Linked DNA regions of Homo sapiens: region 2 is linked to region 1. Evidence: read pairs that join two places in POLR2A ChIA-PET (ENCODE). Cell type or tissue: CD4-positive, alpha-beta T cell. All regions are shown on one strand. Each heading gives the region's core, and the rest is flanking DNA. Links, peaks and the distances in the headings are about the cores only.

What was found. ChIA-PET counts read pairs that join two places held together with the same protein. Peaks named below come from ENCODE experiments on the same cell type or tissue, not always from the same donor. Only the 100,000 strongest peaks of a DNase experiment are listed, where the experiment ranks them.
Region 2: POLR2A ChIA-PET joins it to region 1 with 5 read pairs; 2 of 35 experiments call an interaction of 5 or more read pairs at or near these places.

The regions. Positions count from the first base shown.
Region 1 is chr5:157,341,366-157,347,369 of GRCh38, forward strand. All of the region lies in intron 23 of CYFIP2 (cytoplasmic FMR1 interacting protein 2), which reads left to right. It overlaps FNDC9 (fibronectin type III domain containing 9), which reads right to left and starts at 4,312. Exons shown (of 2, transcript NM_001001343.4): 1 at 4,176-4,312; 2 at 233-2,178. The coding sequence starts at 2,171. The coding sequence ends at 1,497. In CD4-positive, alpha-beta T cell, for the core only: a CTCF peak has its summit at 1,640 (motif pointing right); a DNase peak (open chromatin) is centred at 1,626; H3K27ac peaks cover 342 bases.
Region 2 is chr5:157,585,285-157,590,106 of GRCh38, forward strand. No RefSeq gene overlaps it. Among named protein-coding and RNA genes, the nearest start is that of ADAM19, 12 kb to the left of the region's middle. In CD4-positive, alpha-beta T cell, for the core only: no CTCF peak of the experiment used is centred there; no DNase peak of the experiment used is centred there.

The DNA.
Region 1 (6,004 bases), core at 1,192-5,191:
ATAGCGAGACCCTGTCTCTACCAAAAAAATAAAAAATAAAAAATTAGCTAGACATGGCGGCATGCACCAGTAGCTACTTGGAAGGCTAAGGCAGGGGGATCCTTTGAGCCCAGGAGTGTTATGCTGCAGTGAGCATGATTGTACCACTTCGCTCCAGCCTGGCTGACAGGGCGAGACTCTTATCTCTAAAGAGAAAGGAAAAAGGCAGCAATAAGATCCAGGCAGAAACAGCTGTGAGTATATGAATCTTTATTTGTTCACAAGTAGCAGGAATGGGGGCAAAAGTCTGGGTGCCGAGCAGGGAATGCATGAGGTAGGCAAGGGAATAGGGATGTGGGGCTTCTCGTCTTGGCTTCTCAGCTCCTGCTGTTTCTTAGTTGATTCACTGCAGTGTCGTCCTGTGATTCTGGGATTTTGTGCTCTATAGATATAAGAGGGTACTGGGAAGGTCTTGGATGATGCTTGGAGAGTACAGGCGTCTTCTCCAGAACAGCCTGCCTAGTCTGGTCAAGACAATTTTCTCAAATCAAGGGAAGCTGACTGACAGCATTTGAGGTGGTTCACAGACATGGCATTTAACTAACACTGACTCGCAAAGTAAAAACAGCACTTCCCTTTTCGATTCTCTTTCAAACCTTATGCTATATCAAGGAGAAAGACAAATATTGGTGCTAATATGTCTTTATTACCTCTCCAACACTGGATCTCCCTTTTTATCAAAGACAAGCAAGCAGGCATTAAGCTCAGAATCACTGGCAGGCAATAGAAGCTAAGTCAGATTATTTAATATTATCTTGTTTTCATGATGTTTATTCTTATGTCTCTTCCCTTCTGTTTGCAGCAGGAGGGTGCTGGTTTTTCACTTATGGAGTAATATAAGGCTGTCTTTGAAAATAAGTTTACGCTTAAAAAATGAGTCAATTTAAAGGAAAGTATTATTAATAATAGTGAAGATAATCCATGGTTTTAAAAAATAGAGAGCGGTGGTATGTGATTGCCTAAAAGTTGGAAAACACTCCAGAGCAAGGGTTCTCACAAATTATTTCCAAATAATCCCAAATTATTTCCAAATAATCCCCTCAAGGGCAGAGGAAACTGGACATCTACCTTTGCCCAAAAGTGTACCTCTGAGAGCCTACTTGTAACTCAAGTGTTTCCTTCAAGTGCTGTGTTTTATTTGTCATGCAAATTTTTGCTTTCTACTTTATAACATATCCATGTTTGTTTTAATGTTAAAACAATGCTTTCAATTCTTAACTGTGTCCTCCGAGTGGACGCTGCTGCTGAGATGCCTCGTTTGTGCCTTGGCATACCCTGGGGGATACATTTTCCAGCTTGAGAAGCTTTGTCATGGGGCATTCATCCAACCCAGGTGACCTACAATAGCAGTGACGTTTGATGGGAGAGAAATGGGTAGTCTATAGACACATTTGTACAAACGACCTACTGTGTGGAAAGCTTTAGGCTACATGATGCGGGCGCTCTCCTCCCCACTCTCATTCCCCACAATGAGGCAGTATAGCGGGTGGGTCACCACCCCCCCTCTGTAAGGCACCCGCATCAGGGGCATCCTGGTTGGCTTCGGGATCCAGTTCAGCTCCATCTCTGGAGTTCTTGCGTGGCATTTCCACCAGGGGGAGCCCCTGCAGGTCTTCCTCCCTCTGACCAAGATCCGGGGCCTCCTCTGGCCATCTCACCAACCCATTGGCCTCCTCCATGTGGCCAGCCCTGTAAGACCATCGCGGCTCATGGCAACGGACACACCAGAACTGGAGGCAGATGAAGGCCAAGACGGCTGTGAAGCAGGCCAGCAGAATGGCCATCAGCACCCAAAGGGAGATCTGGGGGTCTACCAGGGAGCTTCCAGGAGCCAGCGGACTCTTATCCAGGGTGTGGAACATGGTGCAGTAGTGCCTGTAAGGGAAGGCAGCCTTCTTACAGCTGATGCACAGGAAGTAGAGAGTGGAAGGGGCAAGATGTTCCAGCACCACGGAGCTGATCGTTCGAGGCACCTTCTCCTCGTGGTGGAAGCTGTAGCGAAGATAGCCAGAGAAGATGCTGTTCCAGTTGGGCCTGTACATAATATGGTAATAGTCCTCCAGGCAGGGCTCCGAGGACGACCAGGAGATGATGGCTCCTGTATAAGAAATGTTCCCCACCTCGATGTTCATCCCGATTCTGGAACCAGAATCAAAGTGAAGAGTGACATCCCCTGATTTAAGTATGTATTTATCATAATCATAGCCACCATTTATTGCACATTTGAGACGGGCACTCATGTTGCCCTCATCTTACAGACAAAGAAATGGAGGCCGAGAGGTTCTGTTATTTAGGCATAGCGAAAAAGTGGCAGGACAAAAGTTAAAACTGGGGCTGTCCCATGCCAAAGTTCAGGCCTAAGAACAGATGCACCCATGCAATCCCAGCCACATCCCACCCTAGCTGAGATCCTTCAGATAACAAAGGGGATTTTCTTAAGGGGATTGTTCTCATCCCCTTAAGAAAAAAGAAGAAAAGGTAAGGAGAAATCAGTAGAACCTCAGAGGCTCCACCTTTATTCTCAGGTCTGTGACCTCCCCTCAGGCAATTGATTCACCTCAATTTTCCTTCTTGACCTCCTGTTTCTGCTCCAAGTACTGTGAGCTCAGTGATCTAGAACATTCTGCCCACTGCTTTTTTTAGCCTCCTGGTTCTGTTGCCCATGGTGAGTGGAAATTCGCTTCGTCACTCTTTGGCAGCTGATCTCACCCCAAAGCTTCTGCTCTTGTTTTGTTTGTTTGTTTTTTCAAAGCCAGCGGTACCAGGAAATTTATTTTATGGGTGAAGATAATCAGCCCCTAATATCAGCATAACTACCACTATTTAATTCTGCTGTTATTATGAATGTTAATCATGGTAATAACCACTCACAGTAAGTGGTTGCTATGTCACTTGTCATGCTAGATGATTCACAGGCAGTAATTAATTTCCTTTATTCTTCATCACATCCTCTGAGCTAGATTCCCATTTTACGGATGAGCAACCTGATGTCACACCGCTAATACGTAGAAAAAGGACTTAGTGCCGCCTAACCACTACATTTCCTAATGCAAGGCTGCCGGGTTTAGTTACAGACGTTATCGCAAAATGAGGTGCCAGGACTGAGACCCAGTTGCTGTTTTTCCAGACAAATCAAATGAGCCCTCTTTAGATTGCCAGGCCCCGCTTTGATAAGAGAGAGCCATCTTCAAGTATTTTAGTTTCTCTCATGCAGTTCCCTCTACTGATTGCCCCTGATCAGAAATACAGAGACAGTCATAGTCAGCCTACGCATATTCACATAACAGTCTCACCCTGCTTTGTCTTCCGCCTCTCCTCCCTCACATGAAACCCCGTAGGTTTCATTTTGGGTTGCAGTGACATAGTAAACAGCTGTCAACTGGATTTTCGCCTGCATTGGATATTAAGCCAAACCAATGGCTATTATGACCTGCCTTTCTCTCACCTCTGCTTTCCCCCATCCTCTTGTGTTTGTGCCCATTTTCCTCCAGGAGTGGAGCTGCAGAAAGGTGCACAGCATTGAGTAGTTTCTTAATCCTTGTTTTTCTTCTGTAAGGGTAACAGTGAACTAAGATACTCAGGAAGGTGAATAGTGTCTTTCTATGTGGCTGAATATTTCTTCCCAGTAAATAGGGAACGAAAGGGATGAGACGGATGTGCTCAGACCCTTCCAGGGAAGGTCATCATGAAGGAGACCGAATGTTTATGTTTCCTAGCTTGGTGTCCTCTACACACTCATCCTCCCCACACCACACATCACTATAAATACACTTTCGACCACGATGAAAAGAGCTTAATTCATTATAGGCAGCCACCTGTGTAAAACCTTTCCATCAGGAGTAATCAGGAATCCTGTTTCTTGTCACGCACAAATGTTCTCTTGGCTTCCTATCTGCCACTAGCTGTCTGTACAGATGGAATTACCTCAGCAGACATTTTTAAGAGCTTTCTGTCAAGACGCAAATAGCATCCTCACCTTTTAGGACCAGGTCCGTCTCCCTTATTGATTTTTCTTCCTCTGTTTCCGTTTCTAAATTCTCCCCTATTTTTAACTATTCATTTGCCCGGCCCTTCTCCAAGCAGAGTGTGAAAAGAAGCCATTTCCATTTCCAAGAAGAGCCATCTATATGTCTTACCTGATGCTTGCAGCGTGTCTGGTTAGAGCTCTGCCCTCCGAGGTGCAGTAGATTAAAGCTGAGAGAATGGGGCCTTCTCCCTCCTCTGCTCTGGGCTTTCCGTGTTGTTTCTCTCAACACTGAGTAATCCCACTGCCGCCCCTAATGCTCACATTATTCATTTCTTCAGATCAGCATCATTCACCATGGCAACCAGCAGGCATCTGTACGCACGATGCTTTCAGGGACCAGCCTGGAAAGGCTTTTGCCCAGTGAGAGGAGCTCTCATTCCTTTGGCTGAAAAAGGGCAGATGATCCCCTGAAAACTGGTCCCCAGTGCAGTACTAATTCTTCTAACACTCCTACATTTTCTCCCCAGTTGGCTGATTATTATTTTCTTGTCCCATCTAGATCCTCTTTGGCCAATGGTTTTAAATGCAAAGATGCTTTTCTCAGTTATTCCACAACCAAAGCAGTAATATTCATCTTCATCCCCTCCCACCCCTACACTTCCCCATCCCAACTGCCTACCCCACCTCTTTATCTTCATCTTTCTTTATTCTTGACTCATGTGCCATTACATAGTTATATGGTACTGGTCAAGACCCTTTTATTTTTATTGTCTGAGTCTCAGTTCCACCATCATCTGTAAAGCTGTGGGCTTGGGCTACATCAGGATGGCAGATCAGAAGGCAGAAGACCTGAGCCCTATCCCTGCACAGCCCTGAACCCCTGTCAAGCTTGCTAAACCATCATGGCACTCTCACTGGGTTGAATAATGCCCCCCCAAAATACATATCCATCCAGAACCTTAGGATGTGACCTGATTTAGAAATAGAGCCTTCGTAGATATAACTAGTTAAGGATCTCAAGATGAAATCTTCCTGGATTTAAGGGTGAGCCCTAAATCCAATGACTAATGTCTTTGTAAGAGAAAAGACAGAGAGACTCAAGGGGAAGAAGCCAAGGGAAAACAGAGGCAGAGAGTGGAAGGATGCTGCCATCAGCCAAGGAACACCGGGAGCCATCAGCAGCTGGGAAGGCAAGGAAACATTCTCCCCTAGAGCCTTGGAGAGGGCATGGTTCTGCGAGAGCCTTGATTTCAGGCTTCTGGTCTCCAGAACTGTGAGAGAATAAATTTCTGTCATGTTAAGCTGCCACATTTATGGTAATTTGTGATAGCAACCCTAGGAATCTAATGCAGCACTGCTTCCAGCTGGGTGCAGAAACAGCCCCAGAGTTCCTCTGAACACAAGCGTCCCAAGAAACTGCTTCCCAATCAATCAGTTGGAGTTGACGCCAGAAATGGAAACTGTTTGCTACTCCTGGATTGAATCATCCCCAGCGTTCCTTTCCTTTCAAGAATCCAGACTGCTTGCCTCCCCTTTTCTCATAAAGGGCCGTCTGGCTTTGAGGTTCCATCCCTTCCTGTTCCTTTCAACCTTGTAAGAACCCATTGCCACCATTCTATTGAGATCACAGGGTGTGTCTGGAATAGAGGGTGGAAAGTAGCTCAGATAGATGTAGACCTGAATAAATTTATACACATTATATGTTTTTAAAAGTCAGCTTTTCTCTTCTTGGTTCTTGGCCAAAGTATCCAAGTTAACCCATGAAGGTCTCTTTCTGATTCACATTAATGATAAAAGGTTAGGAAGAAAGCCAGGCACAGCTGCAGTGGTGTGCACCTGTAGTCCCAGCCACTTGGGAGGCTGAGGTGGGAGGATCACTTGAGCTTAAGAGTTCCAGACCAGCCTGGGTATTATAGAAAGACTTTTTCCCTTGGAAAAAAAAAAAAAAAAGAGCCGCCTTGGTGAGTTGTGACCCTACCCTTGGCCAAAGGTCTCCGG
Region 2 (4,822 bases), core at 1-4,000, 240 kb after region 1:
TTTGTCCTTTGATTTGTCAGCATTGGGTACTGTCACCAACGTGGTGCATAATAACTACTATCATATCTGGAGCACCCTGATTGGTTCCAAGCACAGTGCCTACATCATCTCATTTAATGCCCATAATAGTCCCATGAAGAGATCTTAGGTTAAACTATGAGGAAGTGTTGATTTTGTAGGTCAGAAACAGTTAAGCATTGGTAATGTCATATGGTTCAACTGAATAATAATAGTTACTATTGATTGGACAAAGCTTACAATGTGCCCAGTGCATTATCTCATTTTATCCTCTCTGGTAGGTACTACTGATACTCCTACTTTACAGATGAGGCAACTGTGCCTGGAGGTAGTGGTACAATGGGAACTAGAAAATATTCATATGGTAGCCAGGTTGGAGCTGAAGCCTGGATTCAAACCACAATGTGAGTAACATTAAAGTCACTGTCTATAACAACAGTGCTACTCTGATATTACCATAGATGAGCAAACTGAGGCCTGAAGAGGTGATATTGCCTGAGGGGGCCATGGACTGTCATACCAAGGTTCATGGGTCATCCCAGCTTCAAACTCCTGGCCAAATAAGTTTTTCTCATTGCCTCGTCACTCTGGAAATTGGGCTGAATTCAGGAGGCCTGTCCTTGGAAACACTTAACATCTGAATGATGCCCCCTTAGCTCAAAGAACAGCCAGTAAAGAGGCACCAATGCCTATTTTCTCCCATTTGACCCTAATAGAAACATTTTTTTAATTAATAAACTTTATTTTTAGAGAAGTTTTAGGTTCATAGCAAAATTGAGAATCTAGTACAGAGAGTTCCCATGTATCTTCTGGCACACATAAACAAAACCTCTCCCCCAACTATCTATATCTCGCACTGTAGATTTGTTACAATTGATGAACTTATATTGACACATCATCACCCCAAATTCATAGTTTACCTTAGGCTTCACTCTTGACACATTCTATGGGTTTTAATAAATGTATGCCATGTATCCACCATTACAGTGACATATGGAATAGTTTCACTGCCCTAAAAATCCTCTGTGTTCTGCCTATTCATCCCTTCCTCCCCACTAATTCTTGACCATCGCTAATCTTTTTTACTGTCTTCACACTTTTGCCTTTTCCAGAATGCATGCAGTTGGAATTGCACAGCATGAAGCCTTTTCAGACTGGCTTCTTTCAGTTAGTATTGGCATCTAAGTTTCCTCTATGTCTTTTCATGGCTTGATAGCTTACTTCTTTATTCCATTGTCTATATATACTGCAGTATATATATTAATTCCCCTATTAAAGGATATTTTGGTTGCTTCCAAGTTTTTGGCAATTATGAATAAAGCTAGATTATGAATAAACATTAGTGTGCAGGTTCTTGTGTGGACATAAGTTTTCAATTCATTTGAGTAAATACCAAGGAGCCTGATTGCTGGATGGTAAAATAAGAGTATGTTTAGTTGTGTAATAAACTGCCAGACTTTGGTGGGATGCAGTGGCTCATGTCTGTAATCTCAGTACTTTGGGAGGCCTAGGTAGGTGGATCACCTGAGGTTGGGAGTTTGAGACCAGCCTGGCCAACATGGTGAAACCCCGTCTGTACTAAAAACACAAAAATTAGCCAGGGGTGGTGGCACATGCCTGTAATCCCAGCTACTTGGGAGGCTGAGGCAGGAGAATCACTTGAACCTGGGAGGTGGAGCTTGCAGTGAGCTGAGATCAAGCCACTGCACTCCAGCCTGGGTGACAGAGTCAGACTCCATCTCAAAAAAAATAAAAATAAAAAATAAAATAAACTGCCAGGCTGTCTTTCAAGGTGGCTGTGCCATTTTGCATTTCCACCAGCAATGAATGAGGATTCCTATTGCTCCACATCCTCATCGGCATTTGATCTTGTCAGTGTTTTGGATTTGGGCCATTGTAATAGCTATGTAGCGGTATCTTGCTGTTTTAATCAACAATCCTCTAATAACATATGATATTGAACATCTTTTTATATGCTTCCTTTCCATCTGTGTATCTTCTTTGGTAAGGTGTCTGTTCAGGTCCTTTGCCTATTTTTCATTTGGGTTGCTAATTTTCTTATTGTTGAGTTTTAACAGCTCTTGATATTTTTGGATAAATGTTGTTTATCAGATATGTTTTCTGCAAATATTTTCTCCCAATTCATGGCTTATGTTCTCATTCTCTTGATATTGTCATCACACAGCAGAAGTTTGTATTTATTTTTATTATTATTATTATTTGAGACAAGATCTGGCTCTATCACCCAGGCTGGAGTGCAATGGTGCACTCTTGGCTCAATGCAACCTCTGCCTCTGGGCTCAGGCCATCCTCTCACCTCAGCCTCCTGAGTAGCTGGGACTACAAGCACGTGCCACCATGACCAGCTAATTTTTTTTTTTTTTTTTTTTTTTTTGGAGAAACCAGGTTTCACCTTGTTGCCCAGGTTGGTCTCAAACTTGGGAGCTATAGCCATCCACCCACCTTGGTCTCCCAAAGTGATGGGATTACAGATAGAAGCCACCACACCTAGCCAGAAATTTTTAATTTAATGAAGTCCAGCTTATCGATTGTTTCTTGCAAGAATCATGCCTTTGATGTTGTGTCTAAAAAGTCATCACCATACCCAAGATCATCAAGTTTTCTCCTATGTTGTATTCAAAGAGTTTCACAGTTTTGCATTTTATATTTAGGTCTATGATCCATTGTGAGTTAATTTCTTAAAGAGGGTAAGATCTGTGTCTAGATTCTTTTTTTTTTACATATGGGTGTCTAGTTTTTTTGTTGTTGTTGTTGAAATGACTAGCTTTACTCCATTGTATTTGCCTTTGCTTCATTGTCAAAGATCTGTATTTTATGAGTTTTATTTTTGGGTTCTACTACTCCTCATTGATCTATTTCTCTATTCTTTCTCCAACACCACAGTCTTGACCGCTATAGCTTTATAGTAAGGCTTGACAGGTCCTCCAACTTCGTTCTCCTTCAATATGGAGTCGGCTATGCTGGGTCTTTACCTCTCCATATAAACTTTAGAATCAGTTTATTGATATCCAAAAAATAACTTGTTTTTTTTTTTAATACAGTTTCACTCTGTCGCCCAGGCTGGAGTGCAGTGGCATGATCTCAGCTCACTGCAACCTCTGCCTCCAGGGTTCAAGCAATTCTCATGCTTCAGCTTCCTAAGTAACTGGGACTACAGGTGCTCACCACCATGCCCAGCTAATTTATTTTTTCTTTTGTATTTTTAGTAGAGATGGGGTTTCACCATGTTAGCCAGGCTGATCTCAAACTCCTGGCCTCAAGTGATCCACCCACCTTGGCCTCCCGAAGTTCTGGGATTATAGGCATGAACCACCACACCCCGCTATTTTTTTTTTAATGGAATTGTGTTAATTCTACAGATCAAGTTAGGAAGAATTGGCATCTGGACAATAATAAGTCTTCACATTCAGAACATAGAATAGTTCTCTATTTATTTAGTTTTTTTAGTTTTTGTAGTTTTTCTCATCTAGATCTTGTACATATTTTGTTAGATGTATACCTAAGTGTTTCATTTTGGGGAAGGTGCTAATATAAATGGCGTCGTAGTCTGCTTTCTGTTGCCTGCAACAAAATACCTGAAAACTGGGTAATTGATAATAAAGAAACGCATTTGTTAGAATTGTGGAGGCTAAGAAGTCCAAAGTTGATGAGCAGCATATGGTGCAGGTTATCTTGCTGGTGGGGACTGTCTGCAGAGTCCCAAGGTGACACAGGGTAGCACATGATGAGAGGACTCAGCATGCTAGTCCAGTTCCCTTCTCCTCTTATAAGCCACCAGTCCCTTCCCATGATAACCCATTAATCCATTAATCCATGAATAGATTAACCCATTCATGAGGGCAAAGCCTCTTAAAGGCCCCTCCTCTCACTACTGCCGCATTGTGGATTAAGTTTCAACATGAATTTTTGAGGGGACAAACATTCAAACCAAAGTCATATGTTTTTAATGCAAATTCCAATTGTTCATTGATGGTATATAGAAAAGTGACTAACTTTTGTATATCAACCTTGTATCTTGTAACCTTGCTATAATTACATATTAATTCCAAGAGTGGTTTTGGTTATTTTGTTTGTTCTGGTTAATTCTTTGAAATTTTCTTTTTTTTTTTTTTCTTTTGAGAAGAGTCTTGCTCTGTTGCCCAGGCTGGAGTACAGGAACTCCATCTTGGCTCACTGCAACCTCTGCCTCCCAGGTTCAAGTGATTCTCTTGCCTCAGCCTCCGGGGTAGCTGGGACTACAGGCATGTGCCACAACGCCCAGCTAATTTTTTGTATTTTTAGCAGAGACAGAGTTTCACCATGTTGGCCAGGCTGGTCTTGAACTCCTGGCCTCAAACGATACATCTGCCTTAGCCTCCCAAATTGCTGGGATTATACAGGCATGAGCCACCATGCCTGGTGAAAGTATTTTTTTAAATCTCCAAGTATCTGGGGATTTTCCACCTATTTTTCTGTTATTGATTTCTAATTTCATTCAGTTGAAATCTGACTGCAGCCTTTGTATACCTTCTATTATTTTAAATTTGTTAAGGTGTGTTTTATGGCTCAGAATGGGGTTTATCTTGGTGAATGTTCCATGACATCTTGAGAATGTATAAATCTGCTGTTGTTGAATGAAGTACTATTGGGTTCAACTATGCCCTTACTGATACTCTGCCTGCTTTATCTATCTGTTACCAACAGAGGAATATTGAGGTCCCCAACTATAATGGTGCCTTCATCTATTTCTCCTTGTTGTTCTATCAGCTTTTGCCTCACATAGTTTGATGCTCTCTGTTAGGTG